Regions from separate parts of the Homo sapiens genome. Here region 2 is linked to region 1. A link is a loop called in an ENCODE intact Hi-C map of the cell type or tissue named here. Cell type or tissue: OCI-LY7. All regions are shown on one strand. Links, peaks and the distances in the headings refer to the core of each region. The heading gives the core; the rest is flanking DNA.

Region 1 (8,123 bases), core at 2,231-6,230:
CGTGCCTGGCCACTCTTAAGCTATGTTTTGTCCCTCCCAAATAAGCTACTTAATTAAACCAAATTTGCCCATTTTTGTAAGTTAAAAATGGTTGAAGATCTGAAGTTTCATATGTTTCAACTTAATGCTTGAACTTGAATCCTTTATTTATGGTTTTGTCTGGAGCTACCAATGCTAAATAATTAGTTTCGCCTATTTTTTGAGTTTTGTATAAATGGAAATCATACTTCATGTATTCTTTTGTAACTTATGTCTTTTGCTTAATATGATGTTTTTCAAATATCTACATATTGTAGCATGTAGCTATGCTTCAATTATTTTTGCTTATGTATAGCATATTCCACTATCTGAAGACCTCATACTTTTTAAATTTTATTGTTAGCAGATAGATGAGTTATTTTCAGTATGGGATTATTACAAACAGTGAAGCTAATAAAATCCTGGTTGGTACATCCTTATGTATATTTGCACAAGTTTCTCTAGGGTTTATACCTAGGAGTAGAATTGGTAAGCCATAGAGTATGTCCATATACTATCTGTTTCTTAAAGAATATTCAAAACAGGAAAAAATAACCTTTACTGGGAGTGCAATTTAGTGTGTACAGTGGCTTCCTAACCTCTAATTTCTACACAGCATACCTCCAGTGTGTGAATTGTAATGCTGTTCAGCCCCGGGAAGGAAAGAGGCAGAAGCTTTTGATTCTTCTTAGAGCGTACCCTTCCATATTTGCTTCTTGAAGAGCATAATCTCCCTAAGTTTTCTCTTTTTTTCAACAAATAAAGCCAATTCCTTTTGTCATTTCTTCATAGGGGCTATTCCCAATGCCTCTAACCATATTTCAATTGCTTTCTTTCAGAGTGCCTCCAAATTTTCAAATCTAGGGTCACCATGCAATTTGTTATCCACAACAGGTCAGTTTGGGGAATAGAAAGAAGTGCTAAAATAATGAACAGTTTTAACTGATTTACCACAGAGGTAAACTAGATCATCCCAGGCAAACCAAAATGCACTGTCTCCTTATTCATATAACACTAACTGTGTGTGTTCTCAAATCAAGTAAGGAATGCCTATGGAGGACTGACTTATATTAAATATTAAAGAAGAGTTGTCGGCTGCATTACACATTCCTATTTGTAATCCCAGTCTCAGGGACTTTCTTATGACTATATTATGCGTAAGTAACAGCACATAAACAGGAAGGGCCAAATATTGGTCTCTTCGTGGCAATGAGGTAATTTTACCTAGGTTTCAATTGTGTCCTTTAGGGAAATGGTGACTGCGTATTTAATCCTCAACTTAGTAATAAACACAAATCTCAATAGTATTTAGTATTCAAAGGAGATTTTTCAAAGGTACTAGCTGGTTGCTAAGTAACTATGAGAAAGAAAGTGAAATAGGGAAGATTTTCCCAACTTCTCTTGTATTTACTGATTCAGAAAACAGTTCTCTTTTACATAGGACTTGTCTGACAATTTGTACTTGGAAAATTGAAAGTGTGACATTTCTACAAGCAGAAATATGCAAAAACTATCTTAGGCACAAAGAAATACCACAGGATTAGTATTTGTTTTTACAGAACAGTCTATCAGGCATCTCACTGTTTAAAAAAGTGAAATGTCTGGATTAAAATGCAAAATGTTTGGGGAAAAGTCTAATTGCCTCAGAAATATTTGGATTTTCTCAAGTAGTTTGTTAATAATAATACTATTGCTAAAAGCCACTAATTACTAAAAAGCTACCTTGTGGTTGTCACTGAATTTCAAACTTTGGTTACATTATCTAATAAAATCCCCTTAACAATTTTGTAAATTAGAAATTTGCTATTTAAGATAATGAAGCTCGAATGGTTAAATAAATTACTTCTCAGTTCCAAGTTAATAAATGGCTGAGCTGATACTGGAACTCAAGATCATTTAACTACAAAGGTCTTCTATTTTTTTATAAAATATTCTGAGGCTCCAATTTTGTTTGCTGCATCATAAAAGATGCTACAGTTCAAATAACATTAAATTAATCTAGATAGAAAATATACTGCCAAGTCTGGAGGATACTAGGTTACCAAAACAACAATTCAAAATGATGTCAATAGAGATGTGGGGGCCAGCTTTTTAACAAATAAATTTTATTTTGTATATTTGAGGTTTACAACATTATGTTATGGGAACTAAAGGAATAATAAAATAGTTACTATAGTGAAGTAGATTAACATATCGATCACCTCATGTAGTTATTTTTATATCCTTTTTTGTTAAATTTACTTATTTAACAAAATCTCTAATATAATACAATTTTATTAGCTATAATTCTCATGTTGCGCATCTCTAGATGTCTAGACGTGCTCACTCTACATATCTGCTACTTTGTATCCTTTGACCTATTTCTCCCTATTTCTTCCTTCTCCCGCACCCCACTGTTCTCTATCTCTGTATACAGTCGAGCATCAGTAATGATGTTTTAGTCGACAACGGACTGCTTATACAACAGTGGTCCCATAAGATAATAATGGAGCTGGAAAATTTCCATAGTCTAGTGATGTTGTAGCAGTCACAATACATTACTTAAGTGTTTGTGGTGATGCTGGTGTAAACAAACTTACTGTGCTGCCAGTCATGTGAAAGCATAGTACATTCAATGATGTACCACACATAATACTTAATAATGATAACAAATGAGTGTTACTGGTTATGTGTTTACTGCATTATATATTTTTATTGCTAGTTTAAAATATATTCCTATGTATTCAAAAAAAGTTAACTGTAAAACAGCCTCAGCCAGGTCTTTCAGGAGGTGTTCCAGAAGAAGGCATTGGCATCACAGGAGACGACAGCTCCACAAGTATTATTGTCCCTAAAGGCCTTCCAGTGGGACAAGATGTGGAGGTGGAAGACCGTGATATTCATGATCCTGACCCTGTGTAGGCCTAGGCTAATGGGTGGGTCTGTGTCTTCATTTTTAACAAAAAAGTTTAAATAGAAAAAAAAGCAACATTTAAAAAATAGAAAAGCTTACAGAGTAAGAATACAAGGAAAAATTTGTTTGTGGAGCTGTATAATGTGTTTGTGTTTTAAGATGTCATTACAAAAGAGTCAAAAAGTTTTTTTTAATTAAAAATGTATATAGTTAACAAGATACCGTAAACTTAGCTTATTATTTTAGAAAGAAAAATTAATAAATTTGGTGTAGCCTAGGTGTACAGTTTTTTAAAGTCTACAATAGTGTACAATAATGTGTTAGTCTTTCACATTCACTCACCACTCACTCACAGACTCACCCAGAGCAACCCCGAGTCCTGCAAGCCCCATTCATGGGAAGTGCCCTATAGAGGTATGCCATTTAAAAAAATCTATTATGCCATATTTTTACTGTACCTTTTCTATGTTTAGATACACAAATACTTATCATTATATTACAGCATGCTGTACAGGTTGGTAGCCTAGGAGCAATAGGTTATGCCGTGTAGGTGTGTAGTCTGTAGTAGGCTTTACCATCTCGGTTTATGTAGGTATATTCTGTGCTGTTCACACAACAATGAAATCACCTAACAATGCATTTCTTAGAATATATCCCCATTGTTAAGTGATGCGTGGCTGTATTTGACTGTTTTATTTTGGATTCCACTATAAGTGAGATCATGCACTATTTTATTTCTGTATCTGGCTTGTTTCACTTAGCATAATGTCCGCAAGGTCCATCCACTTTGTAGCAAATGGCAAATTTTTAAGGCTGAATAATATTTAACAGCATATGTATCACATTTTCTTTATACAGTTGCCTGTTGATGGATACTAGGTTGTTTCCATATCTTGGCATTGGGAATAATGCTGCACTGAACTTGGGAGTGCAGATATCTTTATGAAGTGCTAATTTCAGCTCCTTTGGATATATACCTAGAAGAGGGATTGCTGGATTGTATGGGAGTCCCATTTTTCATTTCTTTAGGAATCTCCATACTGTTTTCCATAATGGCTATACCAATCTGCATCCCCACCAACTGTGTACTAGAGTTCCCTTTTCTCCACACCCTTGCCAATGCTTATCATCTTTTGGATAATAGCAGTCCTAAGCATATGACTAAGAAGAGTGGCTATTAGACCCTCTCAGGGGGTGGCGGGGCAGGGAAATGAGAGAAGAAAATTTAATTTTGAAATTAAAAACTAGTGACTTACTGACTTATTTAAGTCTAGATTTTAAAGTATTCACTAAGCACCAAATAGGGGCACAGCCAACATATCAAAGCATTGATATTCACCAAGAATGAAGAAGTTTTAATGATGGCTACCATCTATGATTAGTCCAAACTCTGCCTCTATTTCTTAGATGGTTGCAGAAAAAGCAAAAGAGTCCTCTAGATCAGAGGTTATCAAACTCTGCCCATGGGCCACCTGCCTGTTTTTATAAATAAAGCTTATTGGGATACAGCCAGGACCACTAGTATTTTGTCTATGGCAGCTTTCACACTGCAATAGCAGGGTTAAGTAGATACAATAGAAACCAAATGGCTTCCAATCCTAAAGTGTTTTCTACCTTCCTTTCTAAAAAAATGTTTGCCCACCACTGCTCTAGATCAGAGTTTCTCAGCCTCAACACAACTGACATTTTGGGTCACACAGTTTTCTGTTTTGTGGGGCTTGCCTGTGCAGGTGCTTGGCAGCATTTGTGGCCTCTACCCACTAGATGCCAGTAGTCCTCCAGCAGGTGGGCCAACCAAAATATCTCCAGACATATTAGATGTCCCCTGGGGATAATGTCACCCCTATTGAGAATCACTGCTCTAGATAAGCAGCATTTTTTTTCTAAGCTTACTGCAAATTTCTGACACAAATTGATCTTCCATATCTATCTGCATAGAAACATATGAAGGAGCCAACTTGACAAAATCTTTATTGAAAACACAGAAATAATTTAAAAACAAACAATCTACAAACTCTCACCTCCACCCAGTCTGCCCAACAAAACATACTTGTACTCATACACCCTGTCTTCTCTCTCTTACAGTAACTGTTGGTCCTCCTTTCTAAGGCTAATTCCTCCATCCCAACACAATCTCATTCTCTCTTAGCTAATCAAGGACTTCACTACAGTAACTCTTTCCCCACTGCATCACCAATTTTTCTTTACTAGGTCAGATCCATTAATAACATGTAGCTATTATTTCTCGAATCTTAAACAAAATAAACCTTCCTCTTCCTCACATCCCCTTCTAGTTACTGTTCACATTTCTTGGATACCATTTATAGAAAACCTCGTTGAGAGCAATGAGAACACATGGACACAGGGAGAGGAACGACACACACCGGGACCTGTCACGGGCGAAGGCGGAGGGAGAGCATCAGGATAAATAGCTAATGCATGCAGGGCTTAATACCTAGGTGATGGGTTGATAGTTGCAGTAAACCACCATGGCATGCATTTGCCTGTGTAACAAACTAGCACATCCTGCGCATGTATCCGAGAACTTAAAATAAAATAAAGTTTTTTTAAATGAGAAAACCTTGTTGAGAGATATAACCCTTCAGATTCTAGAATTATGATGAATTCAAATGCAGTGCATAAGAAATCGATACCAAGATCTATCTAATGAAACTGAAGGCCGGATGCTATGGTACAGGCCTGTAATCCTGGCACTTTGGGAGGCCAAGGTGGGCAGATCACTTGAGGTTAGGAGTTCGAGATGAGCCTGGCCACAATGGTGAAACCCAGTCACTACTAAAAACACAAAAATTAGCCAGGCATGGTGGTGAGCACCTGTAAGCCCAGCTACTTGGGAGGCTGAGATAGGAGAATCACTTGAACCCAAGAGGCGAAGGTTGCAGTGAGCCGAGATCATGCCACTGCATTCCAGCCTGGGTGACAGAATGAGACTCTGTCTCAAAAAAAAAGAAAAGAAAAGAAAATGAAGAGCACCAGTGACAAAAAGGTTAACCTAAAAGCAGTCAGAGGGGGGGAAAAAAAGCAGTTAACCTACAAAGGAAACTATTGATTTCTTATAGCAACAGTGAAAGCCAGAGGAAAGCTGAATAATATCTTGGCAGTGCCTGGGCAAGGAAAGGGTGCTGCCTACTCTTGAAGGCTCCACTGAAGGGTGAAGCCTCCACTGAAAGGGTCGCATCCTTCTGCGGTGCTAACTTAGTTGTATCATCTTTAAAAGACAAATAATGACAGTTAACACAGTACTTGCATTGCTTACCTTATAGTGCAATCACTTCATGTTGCAACAACGGAGGTAGTCTGGTCTCAGCATCTAGGCAGGTAACAATTCATCTATATCCTGCTTTTTGTGGTATTAGAAGCAAGGGTACCTGCTTAGAATGAAAGGGTGGAGATGCTTCAGGCAGGGAATAGAGAGTGGCTCAGTAGCTCTGCATCCCCTTTACTGTTTTGTCTAGAAAATACTCTTTTGGCAGCCTGTGTTATCAGCACTTTGACAGTACTCAGTGGAAACAATGAGCTAAAAGTTTCTGCATACTCTTTAATCCCCAGAGTACCTACAGCACACAGTATACTTCCCAAAAGTGGTGTCTGTAACTCCAAGGAAACGCAAATTAAAAAAGTAGCAGAGCTGCATAATGGTAGAGAGTGATGATGTCAATACAATAATGCAATATGAAACACTATTTTTAGGAGGATATTTTAGGAAGTAAATATTTCAGTAACCTGAGGCTGCACTGTCTTCAAGATCTCAGCTCCAGTGTTTCTTATAATTAATTTGCTAATAGTGTCAAAGATTCAAAGTTTGACATCAATCCACTATTTCAAGTTCATCCCTTTACAAACATCATTTCCACTCATTTGGCTTTCCAGAAATGTTTAGTGGAGTGGGAGATAAAGGAATGGATGCTAAAGTCAACAAGAATAGATTAATAAATAACCAGAAGTCTATTTTCTGTGCCACACTCATTAATGGTGGACTATCACTGCTGCTCCTTTTACTGTTGCAGGATTGTGAATGACTGAGAGTGCTTATGAGTTGTAATGTTGTAATCAATTTTGTTTCATTTTTAAATTTTAAAGATGAATAAATGTTTAATTCAGAAGAAAGCAAATATAAATGAATAAATTATCAGTGGTGGATCTTCTCTGAAGTACACAAATGAGATTAATGCTCTAAGCACTTCTGTTCATAACACACAGTATTGATCAAATTAAGAGCAGGCAAAACAAAGCACAGGTGAAAATTCCAAAACCCTGTTTAGGTTAATGACATTAAAATCTGTAAACTTTACATACTGGATATTTTAAATTGTTAAGTTATACTATAACATTCATCTTTTAAAACGTATACAATTCACCAGTTTTTATACACTCACACAGTATTTTACCACCCCAAGAAGAAACCCCATACCCATAAGCAATCACTCCACATACCCTTATACTTCAGCCCTTATCAATTACTAATCAATTTTCTCTACAGATTTGCCTATTCTGGACATTTTACATAAGTGGAATAACACAATATATGGCCTTTTTTGTGTCTGGCTTCTTTCACATAGCCCGATGTTTTTAAGGTTTATCCAAGTTGAGACATGTATCAGTACTTCATTCATTTTTTATTGTCAAGTAGCATTTCATATATGAATTGATATAGTTTGGCTGTGTCCCCACCAAAATCTCATCTTGAACTGTAGCTCCTATAATTCCCACATATTGTGGGAGGGACCCAGTGGGAGGTAATTGAATCACAGGGGCAGAACTTTCCTGTGCTGCTCTCTTGATAGTGAATAAGTCTCACAAGATCTGATGGTTTTATAAAGGGTAGTTCCCCCACATATGCTGTCTTGCCTGCCACCATGTAAGGTGTGCCTTTCTCCTCCTTTGCCTTCCCCCATTATTGTGAGGCCTTCCCAGCCATGTGGAACAGTGATTCCATTAAACCTCTTTTTCTTTATAAATTACCCAGTCTCAGATATGTCTTTATTAACAGCATGAGAACTAATATAGTAAATTGGTACTGGTAGAATGGGGTGCTGCTGTAAAGATACTTAAAAATGTGGAAGTGACTTTGGAACTGGGTAACAGGCGAGGTTGGAACAGTTTGGAGGGCTCAGAAGAAGATAGGAAATGTGGGAAAGTTTGCAACTTCCTAGAGACTTGGAGGGTTCAGAAGACAGGAAGATGTGGGAAA
Region 2 (8,123 bases), core at 2,008-6,007, 940 kb after region 1:
TGTATTTTTTGTAGAGATGGGGTTTCACCATGTTGGCCAGGCTGGTCTCTATCTCCTGACCTCAGGTGATCCACCCACCTTGGCCTCCCAAAGTGCTGGGATTACAGGTGTGAGCCACAGTGCCCAGCCAGAAATACTTATTTTAAGATAAATTTTGAATTGGTTGAAATAAGGCCTACTTCAAATGTTCTTTAGCATCATAAAACTTAAAAAAATAAATTAAATGAGCCCCCTTATTCCAAGGATATTTAAATAAAGTATTGAGGGGACACAGAGGATTAACTAGAAAGGGCACTGTTTTTGTGAGGAAAAATGTATTAATTAATCAATGAAAACTCTGACTGTAAAAATAAAGTGATATGAAAATATTATATGTAAAACAAAGATACTATTGAAAAATGCCCTCACTTTTCTCTTTCACATTGTTTGTTTTACTGCTTTGGTGAGATGTCAAAGCTGCTCAAATTATGTTCCTAAAAGGAGTAGACAATGTAAGAGTGCAAGCTGGTGAGAGATTAAAGGTGGTGATAAGAAACTGGGATATTGCCTGGAGACAGAAGAGAGCCAGAGAGGCTTGGTGTATTTCATATTTAGAAGTACTCTAATTTTTTTTCTTGTTTCTAGTAATTATGCTGATGGGAAAATCTGTCTGTCTTTACAGATTTGGCTACTGTTTTAGAACAACAAAAAAGCATCTTACCTACTTTAATCATTAGCACTGATGAATATTTTCGGTTATTACCAGCTAATTAAATTACAAGATTAAATGATTGTCATAGAAATGTGGAAAACTGGGTGTGTCACTCATAGGGAAAAAAAAGACTAACTAAATACAACAGCAAAGACAATGAAGAACAATGAAGAGAAAGGGGGAAGGAGGAGGAAGAGGAACCCACACTCACTAATATTTGAACATCACAATAGGGATAGAAAGAAAGACTGTAAAGCTGGGTCTGAAGTTTTTATTGAATCAGAAGTGACCATGAACTTCACAAATAGCAATAACTGGTGTATTGGGTGATATGAGTGCAGGGTATGATGGTTGCCGTTAAAATTGTGGTAATTTTTAATGCAGCAATAGGTGGCTAATACATGGTTATACACATATATCAAAGACTAGCAAATTTACACTTTGAATTTGTGCAGTTAACTGTACTTCAATTATCCTTCAATAGAGTGGTGAAAATTTAAAAAAGAAAGTATGTAAAGTGGTTTAAAAAATAAAATAGAAATTCTAGAAGCAAGGAGTATAATGACTAAGACCCAGAACTCAATAGATGTGCTTAAGAACACATTAGATACAGACTAAAGGAGAATAAGCAAAGTTGAAAATAGATTAGAAGATAATATCCAGACTAAAGCATGGAGACAAAAAAAATGGGAAAAAAAAGTACAGTTAAGACCTATGAGACACGTTGAACATGACCAACGTACTTGCCAGTGGTTCTCAGAAGTAGGAGATAAAGAGATTTGGAAATAATTAAAAACTCAAATCTTAACGGCCAAAAGAATCCCTAAAGGGAAAAGTTTAAGTCAAGACTCAGGAAGTCCTAAAAAGACTAAGTAATATAAATACAAAGAAAACTGCAGCTAGACACATCATAGTAAAGCCAAAGACAAATATAATGCAATAATATAATGCAATAAAAGTGAAATAAAGACTGCTATACAAAGCAATATGGACAAATCTCACATACACTCACAAAATTTAGACCAAAGAAGTCTGGTACACAAATTACGTGGTTAGTTTTCAGCTATCCTATTAATATACAGTAAGAAAAGAACAATTTTAAAAAGCAATATATGGTGTTGGAAGTAACCAATGTGGTTATCTGTGGTGAGGAGAGTTGGCCATGATTGTGACATGCTTCTGGCAGGGTTTGTGGATTGCTAGTAATATGAAAAATGCTTGATCTGAATAATGGTGATATGACTGTGTTTACTTTGTGATATTTCAGCAAGTGTACATTCATTGTTTAAGAACATTTAAACATGTATTTTAAGCTTCAATAAAACTTTATTAAAATCATTGAATGGTCTGTACCATCGGTCACACATATAATGGCCATTAAATATGGCTTTAGCCTTCTCTTGGATAGACTATAATCTATGATAGGAATATAAGCTGATAAGAGAAAAGCAGTCAAAATTTAGATCTGTACCGTGTTCATTGTGCTTTCCTACTTTTAGATACTCTTTACATCACAGGCAGTTAATTTACACTTTTATTTATTCTATTTAAGTTTATAATACTAAAGATATTCTTCAAATATTTTACCTTTAAGGTTTTGTCAGTTCTATGTATCGACAACTGAACATTGAAAAGTGGGTAGGGAGGGAGCACTGCACAGCACTGCTAGACAAATATTGGCAGTTGGCAATGTCAAGCCATGCGGGACAGCTTTATAACCAGAAAAAAACATTTCCTGCTACTTTCGTTTTAAAATTTTGCTATTGTTGCAAATTAATAAATCTAGTTTTTTTCTCAAACTTTTGGGGTTTTGTTTTGTTTTGTTTTTTGAGATGGGGTCTTGCTCTGTTACCCGGCTGGTCTCAAACTTCTGAGTTTGAGGCAAGTGGTGCCTCTTGCCTCAGTCTCTTGAGTAGCTGGGACTACAGGCATGTTCCACCATGCCCAGCATAAAATTTGTGTTATAATTTCTAATAAATCAATGTAATAAACCTGATCACATTGGTGATCAGGTTTCAACGTCCGAATTTTGGAGGAACACAAACATTTAGTCACACACAGAGTTTTTCTAAACTTAACATAAAAATGTTAATGCTTCATGATTTCTGATTAATATCATGCTTAAGCTACCCATTGTTTTAGTCAGGGTTCTCCAGAGAGACTGAATTAATGCGGAATATAGACATCGACATAGATATAGATAAAGATACAAATATAGATATATGACAGGAGGTTCATTAAAGGAATTGGCTCATTGGTTATGGAAGCTGAGAAGACTCAAGATAGGCTGTCTGCAAGCTGGGGAACCAGGGAGGTCAGTAGCACGTGGTTCAGTCCAAATCTAAAGGCCTCAGAACCCAGGAAGCTGATGGTGTAACTCTCAGTCTGAAGACAAAGGTAACGAGAATCCAGGGAGTTGTTGGTGCAAGTCCCAGAGTCCGAAGGGCAGAAGCCCTGGACTTTTGATGTCTAAGGGCAGGAGAAGAAGGGCATCCCAGCTCCAGGAGAGAAAGTGAATTCACCTTTCCTCTGTCACTTTCTTCTGCCCAGGCAGAAGATGGGTGTAATTTGATGACACCCATCTACATTGAGGGTGGATCTTCTCTCAATCCACCGACTCGCACGCCAATCACCTCTGGAAGCACTCTCACAGACACACCCAGAAATAATGTTTTACTGGTCATCTAGGCAGCCCTCAAGCCAGCCAAGATGGCACCTAAAATTCACCACCACACTCTCTAAGATGATGATTTTGCTATTCAAAATAATTTTTGTTTATCTCTCAGCTAGTTGAGTTTGCATATCAGAGATTTGTGGGTTGTAAGAAATAGAACTGCAGACCTCAAGGACAAATTTTCTTACAATTTGAATAGTCATAGCCAGCCTTTTAGAATCTCTATGCCAATAGGGACCCCAAATGGATTAGTTTCATAACCTAAATTCCCTGAGTTACTTACTTTTTATCTTCTTTCAGCTGTATTACTTGATTAAAGTACATGAAATTCTAATACCCAGATACAGGTGGCTTCATCACCTGATTGGATTCGACTAATCTATTCACTGCTTGAATCTGTTATTAGTTCATTTACATATTCATCTCTGACAGAGCCAAATCAGAGATATGTGGATGGCATTTCATCCTACGTGATAGACATGCCCCTTGTCCTGCTTTGCTGTCGCAGATCAACATAAGAGCAAGCCTGTTTTTTAGTGAGCCTTTGAAAGTGACTGCTATCACAACTTTCTGTCTTAGGAACACTGTCTTTGTAGCAACACTCCAGGTTTACCCATTCTTGGCTCCTGGCCATGTCTGGTAGAATTGGAGACTCAACCAAGTTTGTGCTACCCTCTAGTGGCAGTTTTGTGTAAATCAGAGACGTTTAGTTACAAGTGAATTTTTACAGATCACTAACTGGAAAAAATATCCAAGTTGATGAAGTCTATGTACATGGAATTTATCTTTAAAACACACTTACTTAAAAAATACATATACTACAAAAATGTCTTTACGTACCTATAAAATTCTAGCGATGGCAAGGGCAATTTGGAGTCATATCAGCCAATTACTTGAAAGGAAGACTGTATGCTCGGGTAGCTGGTATGAATGTCACAGTTATAAACTTAAGTGCTCAAGACTCATAATTAAATTTCTGACTCCTAGTTCTGTTTCACTGATACATCACTCTGATAATTAAATCAATTCCACATATCAAATTTCTGTTTTGATCATCAAAATTCAAAGATGACCACCAAAGCTTTGAAACAAATAGTGTTCTAGAATTTTTACATCAATTTGTTGACTAATATACAGTATTTTTAGTAGCATAGAAAGATATCCAATGTTTTAACATGAGGTAAAAAACATTACTGGTAGTAAAAGAATGAGAATGACAAATAGAACACAATCAGAACTTTCTATTGTTGACAAAAATGCAGTTATTTATTAATAACTTTAAACAGAAGATCAAAATAACAGAAGTTTGGGGTTTTGTTTTCCTTTTAGGCATTTTGTGCGCTCCTTAATTAAGAAAGGAATACCTCCAGGATCTGATTTACCTTCCGTCAGTGAAACTGATGAAACTGCAACACATAGCCAGACAGACTTGAGTCAAATAACAAAAGCTACATCTCAGGTGACTATGTTACTCTTACTGTTGGCCCAACTCTTAATGAGACAAGATTTTTTTCCTTACATTGTGAAACATACTATACATACAAAAGAATGTATAACATGGATCTGAACAGTATAAAGAATAGTGTTAAAATAAATCTCTTATGTATCTATCACCTAGGTTAGAAAATAGTCATCTGCTATAGAAGTCCCCTGTGTGTTTCTTCTTGGTTGTATTTTCTGTCGGCCACTCAGATTTTGGTATTAAACAACTTCATATTTTTCTCATTTTGCCAATTATAATGTAACATCTTGTTTGTGAGATTCCTCCCTTTTGTTTCATGTCCTGTTCATTTCACTAACCAATGGTATTTATTGTATAAAATTATGCTACAAATGGTTTTTAGTCTATCACAGTGTTAGTGGCTGTATTAGTTGCTTCTTGTTTCTATTGTAAGAAATATTCTTTCTCACTATTCTTGCTTTTTGTTTCTTACTATTGTAAGCAACGGTACCATGATTTTTCTCAAATGTCCCTTGAAACAGGTACAAGAGTTTCTTTAGTTTCAGGGTTCATAACCCTTTACGTGCTATGGCTCCCCTTAACAATTTTTTAAAACTCTAACAGGTTGAAAACAACTCATCTTTTTCTCCATATTAATTAACTGAGAATTATTGATAAGGAACATAATTAGCACTGTGAGAGAACATACAACTTCACTATTTGGTGGTTGAATGACTACTAAGCATAGTTGCTATAGTTACCTAGCTATATAGGTCACAGGAGTATCTGTAGATGGGGAGATACGACCACATGAAATACAGCAACAGGTCTAATACCTGCTGTAATTTCAAAGTAGTAATCAGCTTACATATTCTTGTAAGATATTTGCAACAACTATAATATAATATAAAATATTGTGACATTTTGTGGATAGGGTCAGTTATTGCTCTCAACATTGTGACTACTTGCCTGTATTGACAAATTTGTAATTGAAAAAAAAATGCTGAGTGTCAAACATGTAATGTCTTTCTAACCATCCACATTAATGGATTTGTGAAATTTAACTATGAGCTTCATTGGATATCATATTAGGAAACCCTGTTCTAGGATATGAATCTAGGAGTCTAGTTAATAGGGCATTCATTCACCTCCTTGACCTTACAATAAAATGCCAAACCATTTTCTGAATGGGTGTAGTAATACCCACACCTGTCAACACCAAGAGTTTTCTTTATGACAGCATTTGATACTGTATGATGTTTGCTAATGTGGTGGGTATAAAATGGTATTTTATTTTTTATTATAAATGCATAATGTATTGACATATTAACCCATATATGCCTGAGGTTGCTATTTTTGGAATTTGAAAAATCAGACCTTGGCAATGACCTTGAACAGTAGGATGCTGAGCTTTCCAATGTAAAACAAATGTAAAGAAATCTTGCCTCCATTTATGTACCTCTCTATCCCATTTTCACCATTCTGCCCTCCGTAGGAAACTTTCAGGATTTTTTAATGTAAATGCAAAGAAACACACACACAATATTTCACAACTTCCTTTTTTTCTACTCAAAATTAAATAATCTTAAAAATACTTAATATATGCTGGAGATAATTCCAATCTACACCTAAAGAGTATCTTCATTCTTAAAGCTTCATAATTTTTTATTATGTAAATGAACTGTAGTTTATTTCTATCAATCTCTATAGATGAAATCTTGGGTTGATTTTAATCTTTTGCTATTATAAATACTACTGCTATGAATGAATTTGTACATGTAGTTGGATTGTTTGGCCAACAAATACAATTCTATTGGAATTTTAAAATAATTATTGCTAAATATACACGATAAGATTACACCCAGGTTGTATGAATATTTCCTTATAGCCACATGGAGTGTGTAGGGATTTTTTAAAAATTTTGCCAATCAGATTGGTAAGAAAAAGTAGTTCATTTTGCTTTTCCATTGAACTGGTTGTTATTGTGACTGAACAGCTTTGTATACATTTACTGCCATTTCTGTTTGTGCTGCTGTGCAATGCCTGCTTATGTCTTTTGCCTAATTTCCATTTGGGTTGTATGTTCCTATTTTACCAATTCATAGATGTTCTTTGTGAAATATGGAGACTTATTCTTTATTAGATATGTATTTCATATGTTCTAAGTTTATCTTTTCAATCTTGTCTTTTTAAAATTTATTTTTAATCGATAAAAAATATATGCATTTATAGTGTAAAACATGATGTTTTGAAATATATATATAGCTGAATAACTAAATTGAGCTGATTAATATATGTATTACTTCACGTTCCTTTCATTTTTTGTTGTGAGAACACTAAAATCTTCTGTCTTATCAATTTTCAAGAATACATTAACTATAGACCCCGTGTTGCAAATCAGATCTCTTGAATTTATCTCTACTAACTGAAACTTTGTATCCTTTGACCAGTATTTTCCCAATCACCCACATCTAGCCCCTGGTAACTACCATTCTACTTAGTATCTATTTTTCTGTGTGTGGCTTATTTAACTTCACATAAGGTCCTCCAGGTTTATCCTAGTTATTGCAAATGATAAAGTTTCCTTCTTTTTAAAGGCTGAATAGTATTCTATTTTGTATATATACCATATTTTCCTTATCCATTCATCTGTGGATGGACAATTAGTTTGATTTCATATTTTGGCTTTGTGAATAATGCTATAATGAAGATGGGAAGGCAGGTATCTCTTTCTTCTTTGACACACTGATTTCATTTCCTTTGGATACACACTCAGAAGGAGGATTGCTGGATCACATGATTGCCCTATTTTTAGTTTTTTTTTTTCAACCTCCATACTGTTTTCTACAGTGGCTGCACCATTCTACCTTCTCACCAGCAATATACAAGGTTTCCCTTATTTCCACATTCTTACTAACACTTATTTTTGTATTCTCGATAACAGCCATTTTAACAGGTGTGAAGTGATATCTCACTGTGGTCTTAATTTATGTTCCTCTGATGATTAGTGATGTTGAGCATTTTTTAAAACACATACGTTGGCCATTTGTATGTCTTCTCCTGAGAAATGCCTATTCAGATTCTTCGCTCATTTTTCAATTGGGTTGTTTCCTTGATGATGAGTTGTTTGAGTTCCTTATATGTTTTGAATATTAACCTCTTATCAGATGTATGATTTACAAATATTTTCTCCCATTCTATAGATTGTCTCCTTATAATTGCTTCCTTTTCTGTGCAAAAAAAAAAAAATTTAGTTTGATGTAATTCCTTCTGTCTGTTTGCAATTGTTGCCTGTGCTTTAGGGATTATTTCTTAAA

The links. Peaks named below come from ENCODE experiments on the same cell type or tissue, not always from the same donor. Only the 100,000 strongest peaks of a DNase experiment are listed, where the experiment ranks them.
Region 2: a loop joins it to region 1, with 4 times the contacts of the local background. A loop is called at or near these places in 1 of 110 quality-filtered maps.

Annotation. Positions count from the first base shown.
Region 1 is chr6:145,757,099-145,765,221 of GRCh38, forward strand. All of the region lies in intron 1 of EPM2A-DT (EPM2A divergent transcript), which reads left to right. It overlaps LOC105378039 (a long non-coding RNA gene), which reads right to left and starts at 6,521. Exons shown (of 3, transcript XR_007059799.1): 1 at 6,189-6,521. In OCI-LY7, for the core only: CTCF peaks have their summits at 4,681 (motif pointing right) and 4,883; a DNase peak (open chromatin) is centred at 4,713.
Region 2 is chr6:146,696,247-146,704,369 of GRCh38, forward strand. It overlaps ADGB (androglobin), which reads left to right. Exons shown (of 36, transcript NM_024694.4): 13 at 4,695-4,824. Among named protein-coding and RNA genes, the nearest start is that of ADGB, 100 kb to the left of the region's middle. In OCI-LY7, for the core only: CTCF peaks have their summits at 4,045 (motif pointing left) and 4,258; a DNase peak (open chromatin) is centred at 4,015.